Regions from separate parts of the Homo sapiens genome. Here regions 1, 3 and 4 are each linked to region 2. Evidence: chromatin contacts called from ENCODE Hi-C or POLR2A ChIA-PET data. All regions are on one chromosome and are shown on one strand. Each heading gives the region's core, a stretch centred on a gene start or an enhancer-like site at or near the end of the contact. The rest is flanking DNA. Distances are from core to core; before and after follow the strand shown.

Region 1 (2,700 bases), core at 42-2,541, 520 kb after region 2:
ACTTCATCGCCTCATCATCCCTCACTTCCCCAACCCAGTGCTCCTGGATTCTGTTGGAGAGCTCAGTGCTCTGCAATTTGTCTATTATTTAGGTGGGTGTTGGTCTCATTCAAAATATGGTGAGCCCTGGAGGCAAGGGGCAGGCCTTTTTTTCTTTACATCCCTCCATTCCAACTCCATCTCTGCTGCCAGGCACTGGGGATGCAGATGGGATTTAGAGCCTGCCTTGGGGAGCGCCCAGTCTGGTGGGGCAGACTGACTTTCAAAGTAATGAGTGTACGTACATGTTCTTGACACAGGTTTGTGGCAATGCGTGAGATGTTTACTGAGCTGAACCATTTTCAAGGCTGAGGGAGCCAAGTGAATGATCACTGACTCCCCTCCTCATGCACCTTTCCCAGTAGATCTTCCATTCTCCCCTGATGGAGACCTCCTGACTCCTAGGCCAAGTTCTCGGGAGACTGCGTCATTCGCATGGACCCAGCTTTGTCCCCCATCACATCCTGGCCATCAGTGGACCTTCTAAGTGTGGCCTCTATCTTCTCACATGGCTAGCAGAGTGTGCACAATTGGTAGGAAATGAAATGCTCACAGCCAGCCAGGCCTGGAAAGGGTTCATGCTGCTTATTTTAACTAAAGAGTAGGCGGCCAGTTCTCTTCATTCTTATCCCCTGCTCAATGAGTCAAGTTAGTACATTAATAAAGTAATGCATTAATTAATAGATCCATCAAACATTTACTGAACACCTATTTTGTGCCAGGCCACAGAGGCAGATGTTTAGAATACAAAGATAAATGGCTTCTGGTTGCTGCTCCCAGCTGAGGCTTTTCTCCTGGTTCGTAGGAGGAGGCTCTAGAATCTGGAGAGCTGGCTGCTAGCCCTGGATCCCTTGTTTCCTGAGGTAAGTTACTCTAATTCTCAGAGCCTTGTTTTCCTTATCTGCAGTATGAGGATTGTAACCACTGAGCTGTCTCACAAACTTGAGAGGCTCAAACAGAATTACATGTCAAGAGTACTTGGTAAGTTGCACAATGCTATACTAATTGTGCAATGGTTACTGAGACAGGTGGTGTTAGTGACTTAACCCAAGAATCATTCTCTACCCCATTTTCCAGGCTAACACAAGCCAAATTTTGCTGGAGAAAGCAACACACTTAGCCCTGGGGCAATGACTCATAATTTGGCTAAGGCAATCAAGACAAGTCTGTTTCCTCTTTGCCAGATACTCAACTTCCCAGCCTCCCTTGCAGCTAGTGGTAATCATGTGACCCACTTCTGGCCAGTAAGATGAAAAAAGGAAGTTCACTGGACTGGCAGAGGGAGCTTGGGAGGGCTTTTGCTGATGCCACTTGTTCTTCTTGCCATAAAGGTAAGCTCTGCTGGCCATCTTGGGATTGGAAAGTGACAGGCATGAGGACTACGAGCCACCTTTAAGGACGGTGGAGTAGAGCAACTTTCCCTTTCTACTTCCCCCATTCCTAGGGCCCCACTCAAGGCACCATCCTCTCCTGGGTGGAGGCTACAGCCTCTGATCATCTGCTGTATGATGATTCACTGTGATGGCAAAGTGGGAGGAGATGCTGATCCTGAAAACAGTATTTATGGTCCAGTGTGGGAAGTCCTTGGGGCAAAGAAAGCACTAGACACAGTGGGAACAAAGGAGGGGGAGGCCCAATCCAGAGTGGGGATGGCTTAGAGGTCAGAAATGCTGGGGGAGGAGTTGGAATGCATCCCCTTGTCTCTGTCTCATAGGTGCAAATCTCATCCATGCAACAGGACAATTCCAGGGCTTACGTCTTCTCCTCCTGGAGCCTCCATTGCTCTCAACTCAATAAACACTAAATAAGACTTGCCCAAGGCCATGTACCTTGAGCCAATGCCAAGCCAAGTCTTCACATCCCATCTTTACGGTTTAGGCTTATGCTGTCCAATATGGCAGCCACCAGCCAGGCACAGGTAGCTGAATTTAAGTTTCTAATTAAAATCAAAGTTACAAATTGAGTTCCTTAGTCATACTAGGTACATTTCAAAAGTACAATAGCCACATGTGGCTAGTGGCTACTGCATTAGAGACTGTAGACATAGCCCATCTCCATCATGGCGGAAGGTTCCACTGGACAGAGCTGGTTCAGAAGCTTGAGATAATCAGAAAATAACTCACAGATCCCTGCCTAGAGAGCACAGGACTGCACAGCAAGCATGGGTTTTGGGGCCAGACAGCCTGAGTATTTGGATGGAGTAAGGAAAAAGGAGGGGAGAGAACACTTCCTGAGTGCCTGTGATGGGCCAATCACTGTGCAGTATGCTTTATATGTGCTGGCCCATTTATCCCTCACAGCAGCTCTGTGCAAGTGCCATTTTTAAATTCCATGTGACTGATGAAGACACGGAGCTCAGGGGTGTGAAAAGAGTTGTCCAAGACCCCATGCCTAGGAAACAGTAGGGCTGGGATATGGATCGAGATCTGACTCCGAGCCCATATTCGTCTACCATGCCTCTTTTCCAGGATGTCAGGTTTGGAGGTGTTTCCTCCCCTCACTCCCTTGTGAAAGAAAGGGGTGAATCAGTGAGAAGTGTCAAATTCCAGTAGGCATTGGGGGGTGGGGGATATTGTCCACACAGGCCCAGAGAGAGGTAGTCCTCCCTTCAGCTCTGACTGTCTCCCCAGCCTAGGAGGCTAGGTCACAGGGCAAAATCAT
Region 2 (2,700 bases), core at 50-2,549:
CAGCAACCTAATAAGAAACAGTCAAACACCTTGTTTATTCTGCACCTCTTCTATGTGGAGCTGCTGCAAATAATATAATCAGCAAGAGAAACAATAGCAGCTAACATTTGTAGACTATGAGCCACTGTTCTAAATATCTTACTTCCATTACCTCATTTAATTTTCAGGACTCAGGGACAATTATTATCTCTTTCCATAAGAGGAAAATAAGGTGTAGAACGCATAAACGCTATGCAGAGATTTAAACCTAAGCAGCTTAACTCCAGAGCTCTTTCAAACTGCTACATTCCAGTCTTTCTCCGAATTCATTAAAAATAAATTACATGCAGACCCCCACAATAGGCACTGAGGTCGCTAAAAGTTTAAAAGGCATGGTTTGAACAAGTATTTGCTGTCAGCCATGTGTGAATACAAAGGCAGGTAAGACACGGTTTCTGCTCTCAAGGAGGGAGGTCAAGACAACCACTTTATAAACCTGGATATTCATTATAAGGGATAAAGATAGAGAAAGGGGGCTTGTTCATTTACACTTTTGGTATGATTAACAAGTTTACAGGTAATACCCTGGAATCATGAAAGCAAAGTTCCAGCGCTTTACAGTTATCGGAACAGTTTTGTGAAAAGTAATGGAAATCAGAAAAGTGCAAACCCGCGACGCCTACACTTTCTAACTTTTCCCTGCTGGCGGTTGTGTCTGACCCGACTGTAAAAGAAAAGCTAGATGTGGATGTGCCATATAAAAGTCCCTACAAGAAAAAACCCACTCCCTTCCCATTCACCAACCTGGATCTTAATGCGCTCCCCACTCGCGTTCTGAGCCCCGAGAGCGTCCCGCACGCTCAGTTTGGCTGAAGGTTTGTGCTTGGGGAAGGGGGCGGAGGAACAGAAGCGCACGGACCGCAGCAGGCAGCGGACCCCCAGCATCCCGCGTCCGCCCAGGCCCTCCGCGGGAGCAGCCCAGACCCCACGGTTCGAACCCCGCCTGCAGCGGCCCTCCTTTCTCAGCTGCTCCCCTTCCGCGGCCGCAGCTCTGCTCTAAGGCACTCCAGAGCCCCTCGGCTGCGCGCTTTCTCCTTCAGGACTCCCAGCTCTGTCCCCACAGAACCTCTCCGCTTCCCACTTCCCAACGGGGCGGAATGGACAGGACACTAGGCAAACGCCAGAAAGAAACCACGTGCAGTTGGCAGCTGGGGCGCCCCACTACCCGCGACAATTGTAAACCTACGAACAGAACCCGGGCCGCAACACGCGCAACCACTCCTACCACACCACGCCAACGCCGCTTACGTCATCACGCTACGGGGAAGAAGGGAGAGCATGCGTACTTGTGACCCAGGCTTAGGGAGGCGTGCGGGAGGGGGCGGGGTCAGGAGCCGAGACGGGGCGGAGCTAATGCCCTAAGGTTGTAGAGATTATCGCTGAAAGAACGTGGGAGCACATCTGAGGGTCTTCATTTCTAAAGTTTCCAGGTGAGGCTGAGAAACTGAGAGGCAAGGAGTGACTGATGGAGAGGGAAACCGTCTCCATCAGTCAACAATAGGGATCCAAGTAAGAGGAGGCTCTTAGCTGTTAACAGGATTCGCTTGAAGAGATCAGTCGTTCCTTTCCTGAGTACTCCGCAGAGAAAAATCAGACATAGCCCCAATGCGCAAGTCACAGTTGTGTGGTATCAGACAGCTAAACAGACAGTTGCATAAAAGGGCGATCAGTTTGCCTGACAGAGCCTAAGCGTGGGACGCCAGAGATGGCTTCCTGGAGAAAGTAGTCCTCTGACAGGTAAATAAAAGGAACTGGAGGGACCTTGCATATGGCAGGCAAGACGGTGGGAAGATGTTGCAGAGACTGGAGGAAACTCGAGTGTTTCCTGCCAGAATCCTCCAAGTCTCCCTCTTCCCTCTGCCCTCCAACACAGCTATCTGCATTTGTTTGACCTGGAAACAATGACCCTTTTATATATTAGGCTACGTTTTATTAAAAAAAAAATTCTGTAACTCAATGACGGTCATTAAAAGGTTTTTAATCTAATTTAAAAAGTAAAACGTTTGGCCAAGTGCGGTGGCTCACGCCTGTAATCCCAACTCTTAGGGAGGCAGAAGCAGGAGGATTGCTTCAGCCCAGGAGTTCAAGACCAGCGCTCGCCCTCGCTGTCTCTCTCCCGCTCCCTCTCACTCTCACTCTCTCTCTCTCACTTTTACCTTACTTAAAGTTGCTACTATTATTATACCCATTTTACAAATGAGAGAACTTACGCACAGAAAGGCTAGATGACCTACTTAAGGATACACATTCCCTAAGTGTGAGATTTAAACCCAGAAGTGCTGGCTCTATGCACTTAAGCAGTATGCTGTATTACATAGTGTCCCAAGGTGATCTGTTCCATCAAGGAGCTCATGCTTTAGAGATGGAGACAAGCAAGAAAAGAGACTACTGAAATATAAACCAGTAAGTGCACACATAGATGTATGAGTTGTCTGCATTTGTTTGGACTGAAAAGTCACCCTTATATATTAGGCTACCTCTTAAATTTATCCAAAAAATTATTTTTGATATTTTATCCAAATATTATATTGGATAAAATATAATACAATTATAATATATACATGTATCACAATTTTATATTTTATATAATATAAATGTGTTCCCTGGTTCTTTTAATAAATTAAAATTATAAATATAATAAAATTATAATTATAAATTATA
Region 3 (2,700 bases), core at 106-2,605, 980 kb before region 2:
GACAGGCATGCGCCACCATGCCCGGCTAATTTTGTATTTTTAGTAGAGACGGGGGTTTCTCATGTTGGTCAGGCTAGTCTCGAACTCCCGACCTCCGGTGATCCGCCCGCCTCGGCCTCCCAAAGTGCTGGGATTATAGGCGTGAGCCACCGCGCCCAGCCGCGCCCGGTTTTTGTTGTTGTTTTTGTTTCTAAAAACAGCGTCTCGCTCTGTGGCCCAGGCAGGGGTGCAGTGGCGCGATCTCAGCTCACTGCAGCCTGGAACTCCTGGGGTCAAGCGGTCTTCCCACCTAAGCCTCTCCGTGCTGGGACTCCGGACGCGCTCCACCTCACGCAGCCGTATTCCTGCTTTCAAAGCAGATGGAAGAGGTGCGCCAGGACCCCCAGTTCTTGGAAACAGACCTCTCCAGTTACCTGTTGTTTCCTCTTCACGAAGAGTGCATGTAACAGTAAGACACAACTGTTTCATATTATACGTAAAGAGTTCATGCCAAAGGTTATAGACAGTCACATGCTAAAACTAGGCTACACTTTGAAGAATCACCGCTCAAGTTCTGGAAAAAAGAGGTGACTGTTGAACAACACTGTGAGGGTAATCGATGCCACTGAAATATACACTTAAATTGATTAAAGTGGCGAATTTTATCTGGCATATATTACCACCATTTTTAGAAATGTTTTTTGGCAGGTGAAGAAAAGCAAGGCTCCAGGAGGCCCTGCGCACCGGTCTACGCCCACTAACTCACCCGCCCCCTGCGCCGCGTCTCCCCTCTCAATTTCAGTCGCCCATTGATAAAAACGAGGTGGCTATGTGAGATGGCCTTCAGCGGTCTTTCCAGCTCCACGGTTTTACAGTGTGGAGCGGGGAAAGAAAAACTCTAAGGTCCTCGCTGCAAAGCAACCATCAGAGCTCCGCCGCGCCGTGCCGCTCCTCTCCGCCCCGTGGTCCGGGTGTCACCGCCCGCAGGGGCGCAAGGGCCGCAGCACGCGTGCGCAGTGGGCACCAAGAGCGCTGCGTCGACCGCGCCGCGCCGGCCCTCCGCCGCCGCGCCCGCCTACAAGGCCCTGAGGGAGACTGCGGAGGGTGAGTGCGCGGTGGGCTCGGCTGACCGTTGGCCCTGCGGCCGGCGCCCTAGGCTACCTCCCTTCGCCTCCCCGCGCCTCCCCGCGCCTCCCCGCCTCCCCGCCTCCCCGCCTCCTCGGCTCTGGTTCCAACACCCCAGCGCCAAGCCGGGGAGGCGGGGAGGACTTCTTAAGTGTGCCGCTCGGGAGCCTCCCGCTCGTCCCGCCCCGAGGGGCGTGAGGAGGGGAGGGGCTGCGGACTTCGGACTCGGGCCTGGAGACCGCCTCCTACCCAGAGCCGGAGCCCGCAACCCGCTCAGGCGGCGACGGAGCCATGTCGCCGCTGCTGGGGCTCCGGTCCGAGCTGCAGGACACCTGCACCTCGCTGGGACTGATGCTGTCGGTGGTGCTGCTCATGGGGCTGGCCCGCGTAGTCGCCCGGCAGCAGCTGCACAGGCCGGTGGCCCACGCCTTCGTCCTGGAGTTTCTAGCCACCTTCCAGCTCTGCTGCTGCACCCACGAGCTGCAACTGCTGAGCGAACAGCACCCCGCGCACCCCACCTGGACGCTGACGCTCGTCTACTTCTTCTCGCTTGTGCATGGCCTGACTCTGGTGGGCACGTCCAGCAACCCGTGCGGCGTGATGATGCAGATGATGCTGGGGGGCATGTCCCCCGAGACGGGTGCGGTGAGGCTATTGGCTCAGCTGGTTAGTGCCCTGTGCAGCAGGTACTGCACAAGCGCCTTGTGGAGCTTGGGTCTGACCCAGTATCACGTCAGCGAGAGGAGCTTCGCTTGCAAGAATCCCATCCGAGTCGACTTGCTCAAAGCGGTCATCACAGAGGCCGTCTGCTCCTTTCTCTTCCACAGCGCTCTGCTGCACTTCCAGGAAGTCCGAACCAAGCTTCGTATCCACCTGCTGGCTGCACTCATCACCTTTTTGGTCTATGCAGGTTTGTCATTCTCACCAAATACTTGGCACTTCCAGAGCCTCTATGACATGAGGCTGTAAGTTCTTTACTAAAATACATTTGAAACCGTCTATCCCGCTATGATGTAAATGCTGGTATCCCCGTTATTCTAACCATTTTGCAGCCCGTTCTTAACCAGTAGGGCCGACACGTAGAGCCTTCATGCAGTGCTGCTTTGAACACCCAGAGAAAGGAGCCACCTCTGTGCTGAAACTGAGATACTGTGAGATATTGCCAAGGGTTCAGATATCCTACAAAGGGATTGTTTTAATGGTAGAAAGGAAAGATAACTTATTAACTGCCTCTTTCTTCATGCCAAGGTGGTATAGATCGTTTCGGATACTCTTACTGAAAAATGATCCTGGCTTTACAAAGTTCCTTTCGATTTAAAGCACAAGGCACATGATTGGTTAGTATAAGAGCGGAGGGTAGAAATTTTGTAGTTCCATTTTAGTCCTATAAATGATTTAAAGTCATTTCTTATTTCCTTAATAATTCATTTTGAGTTATGAAATTTCTTATTTCCTTAATAATTCATTTTGAGTTATACATGAACTTTTAAGTGACCTATTAAGAAAAATGTTTAAATGATAACTTGCTTCAAATTAAAGATGCTTTTTAAAATATAACTCTTGAGAAATCTGTTGATTTCTTTTAAACCATTTGTT
Region 4 (2,700 bases), core at 109-2,608, 940 kb before region 2:
ATCTTGCTTTTCCTCCCATCCATATGTCCTATCTCAGTTTCTGGCCTGAAGCCTAAACCTTGTTCAATGTCTAAATTTCCCTTTAAAGCAGAGGTTCTTTACAGTTTTTGTGCTCTGGATTCTGTAGTAGGCAGAATTTTGGCCCCACGACCTTCACTTTCTGGTGTCATGCGGGTGAATATGTTATATTACACAGCAAAAGGGACTTCACAAACGTAATTAAGGTTACCAGTCGACAGTAACATAGGGAGATTATCCTGGATTTTACAGGTGGTTCCAAAGTAATCACATGAGCTCTTAAAAGTAGAGAATTTTCTCTGGCTGTAGACAAGTGATGGAGCAAAAGGGGAAGCAACACATATCTGAAGGGCAGGAAAGATTCGATGTGTCATTACAGGCTTCAAAATAAAGAAAACTGCATGTCAAGGAAACAGGGACCTCTGTTCTACAACCACAATATTTACGGTAGATCTATCTGACTGTCAAAATACCAAAGTGCTCCACGTGGCCAAATAAAAGGGCAATTCCTTCCAGGACCCCAAAACGGGAGTCTGGTCCCTCTGCATATGACCCCTGTCTGTGTCGAGTTAAGGGTGTTCCTCTCCTTACTATACCTACAGAAGAAAATCTTTATTGTGTAACCAAACTTTAAAAGTCCTCCACAGTCGGCTCTGAAACTACGTATCCCAGAGAGGGGAACATCTCCTGCATCTGTTCATCCGGAAAGACAGGCACACTTCAGACCCTTAAAACCAGACCGTGCGTTAAGGGCAACGCACGCGCCAGACCTCCAGTAAATAGGCGAGTTAAAAAAAAAAAAAAAAGAAAATAAAAGAAAGAAAGAAAGAAAAGAAGAAGAAAGAAAGAGAGAAAGAGACAGAGAAAGAGAAAGAGGAAAAAAAGAAAAAAAAAAAAAAAAAGCACAATCCATAAGGGGAAATTCCGGCCGGAGAAAACAGAGAATGGAAGACTCCGGAGGAGTACTAGAAAAATCGAGCCTTCCACCCGCTACAGGTATCCCTGAGGCGTCGGGCACGAGACCCCGCTCCCAGCAGGCCTCCAGGCCGCCCCTTGCCCGGCTCCTTCGCACCGCCTGCTCCAGCAAGGAGGAGGGCGGCGCGCAGGAGGCCAGCGCTGGGGACCAGGAACCCTACCTCTCAGCGATGTAAAGGGTACCAGTGCCGAGGCCCTTCCCGTTCAGCACAGCCTCAGTGTCTGGCTGCTGCCGCAGGAGCCCCTCCGCTGGCCCAGGCGGCGGGAAACTTTTGAGGAAGCTCATAGCAGCAGAGTGCGGCAACACAGGCCCTGAGGGAGTTGGAGCACAGCAATGCGTGCACCACACCGCCCGCCCTGGAAGAGGCAGTCACCCCGGAAGAACAACTTAGTCTGCCCCGGAATCTGAACGCCGTCGACCATAGAGATGAGACATTCTAGGAAAAGCGGCGGAGGTCGGCTAAGAACGTGTGGAGTTTGACCGCGCAACACCCTTCCCCTTCTTCCTCGCCATTTCTGAGGCTTTGGGCTTCAATAACTGAGGGTTCTGTGGGAAGTCCCTCAGGATTGTCACAGTGAAACCACCACTGCAAAATTATAACTGAGACACTGAAAGCGATCTGACCTACCCAAATCCATGTTGTTTCTAACCTCCAAACTGTCCTTGTTCATTGCTGGATATAGGCTGAACTAACTTTGGGAGGAACTTAGTTTACAGTTTGAAGTTTAAAACAAAGATGATGACAGCCTTTTCCCAAAACAAACTTCCTTCTTGCCTGGGGACTGGACTGCCTTTGTAGGACTAACAAATCAGCCACAAGATTAGAAATTATGGTTTAGATTAGAAATTACAGCTGCAAGCTACAAGATTCTGACCCTCCCTAAACTGCACCTAAGATCGGTGCTTGAGATATGTTGCAGACCCTGCACTTGATGGATCAGCTGGCACCACCAGATGGATAAACTGGCTATGTGATCTTGTGCCCCCTCCCCACCAACCCAGGAACTGACTCAGCGCAAGAGGACAGCTTCAACTCCCTGTGACTTCATCTCCCACCCAACCAATCAGCACTCTTGACTCACTGGCCTTCCCCAACCTGCCAAATTATCCTTAAAAACTTGGATCCCTGGCTGGGCGCGGTGGCTCACGCCTGTAATCCCAGCACTTTGGGAGGCCGAGGCGGGCGGATCACGAGGTCAGGAGATCAAGACCATTCTGGCTAACATGGTGAAACCCCGTCTCTACTAAAAATACAAAAAAATTAGCCGGGTGTGGTGGCAGGCGCCTGTGGTCCCAGCTACTGGGGAGGCTGAGGCAGGAGAATGGCGTGAACCCGGGAGGCAGAGCTTGCAGTGAGCCGAGATAGCGCCACTGCACTCCAGCCTGGGCGACAGAGCGAGACCCCGTCTCAAAAAAAAAAAAAAAACAACAAAAAACAAAAAACAAAAAAACTTTGATCCCTGAATGCTCTGGGAAACTGATTTGAGTAAAAATAAAACTCTAGGCCGGGTGCAGTGGCTCATGCTTGTAATCCCAGCACTTTGGGAGGCCGAGGCGGGCAGATCACGAGGACAGGAGATCGAGACCAGCCTGGCTAACACGGTGAAACCCCGTCTCGACTAAAAATACAAAAACAAAATTAGCCGGGCGTGGTGGCAGGTGCCTGTAGTCCCAGCTACTCGGGAGGTTGAAGCGGGAGAATGGCG

The links. A loop is a pair of places that touch in the nucleus more often than their neighbours do. ChIA-PET counts read pairs that join two places held with the same protein, here RNA polymerase II (POLR2A). Pooled maps may share reads with other maps.
Region 1: a loop to region 2 is called in a map of ascending aorta, with 2.3 times the contacts of the local background. The contact joins the promoter of TENM4-AS1 here to the promoter of NARS2 in region 2. A Hi-C loop is called at or near these places in 1 of 168 maps with a recorded cell type or tissue (ascending aorta).
Region 3: a pooled map shows a loop between it and region 2 (6-fold over the local background). The contact joins the promoter of AQP11 here to the promoter of NARS2 in region 2. A Hi-C loop is called at or near these places in 5 of 50 pooled maps.
Region 4: a loop to region 2 is called in a map of CD4-positive, alpha-beta T cell, with 4 times the contacts of the local background. The contact joins the promoter of CLNS1A here to the promoter of NARS2 in region 2. A Hi-C loop is called at or near these places in 2 of 168 maps with a recorded cell type or tissue (CD4-positive, alpha-beta T cell and naive thymus-derived CD4-positive, alpha-beta T cell), 2 of 37 single-sample maps with no recorded cell type and 14 of 50 pooled maps. POLR2A ChIA-PET finds 5 or more read pairs at or near these places in 1 of 52 experiments (GM10248).

Annotation. Positions count from the first base shown.
Region 1 is chr11:79,091,982-79,094,681 of GRCh38, forward strand. It overlaps TENM4-AS1 (TENM4 antisense RNA 1), which reads left to right and starts at 1,292. Exons shown (of 2, transcript NR_199027.1): 1 at 1,292-1,370. All of the region lies in intron 4 of TENM4 (teneurin transmembrane protein 4), which reads right to left.
Region 2 is chr11:78,573,565-78,576,264 of GRCh38, forward strand. It overlaps NARS2 (asparaginyl-tRNA synthetase 2, mitochondrial), which reads right to left and starts at 1,300. Exons shown (of 14, transcript NM_024678.6): 1 at 784-1,300. The coding sequence starts at 924. RefSeq lists enhancers at 686-795, 1,456-1,595.
Region 3 is chr11:77,588,598-77,591,297 of GRCh38, forward strand. AQP11 (aquaporin 11) reads left to right here and starts at 1,356. Exons shown (of 3, transcript NM_173039.3): 1 at 1,356-2,014. The coding sequence starts at 1,396. RefSeq lists a silencer at 703-1,332.
Region 4 is chr11:77,636,436-77,639,135 of GRCh38, forward strand. It overlaps CLNS1A (chloride nucleotide-sensitive channel 1A), which reads right to left and starts at 1,359. Exons shown (of 7, transcript NM_001293.3): 1 at 1,155-1,359. The coding sequence starts at 1,279. RefSeq lists enhancers at 1,087-1,606, 1,261-1,500.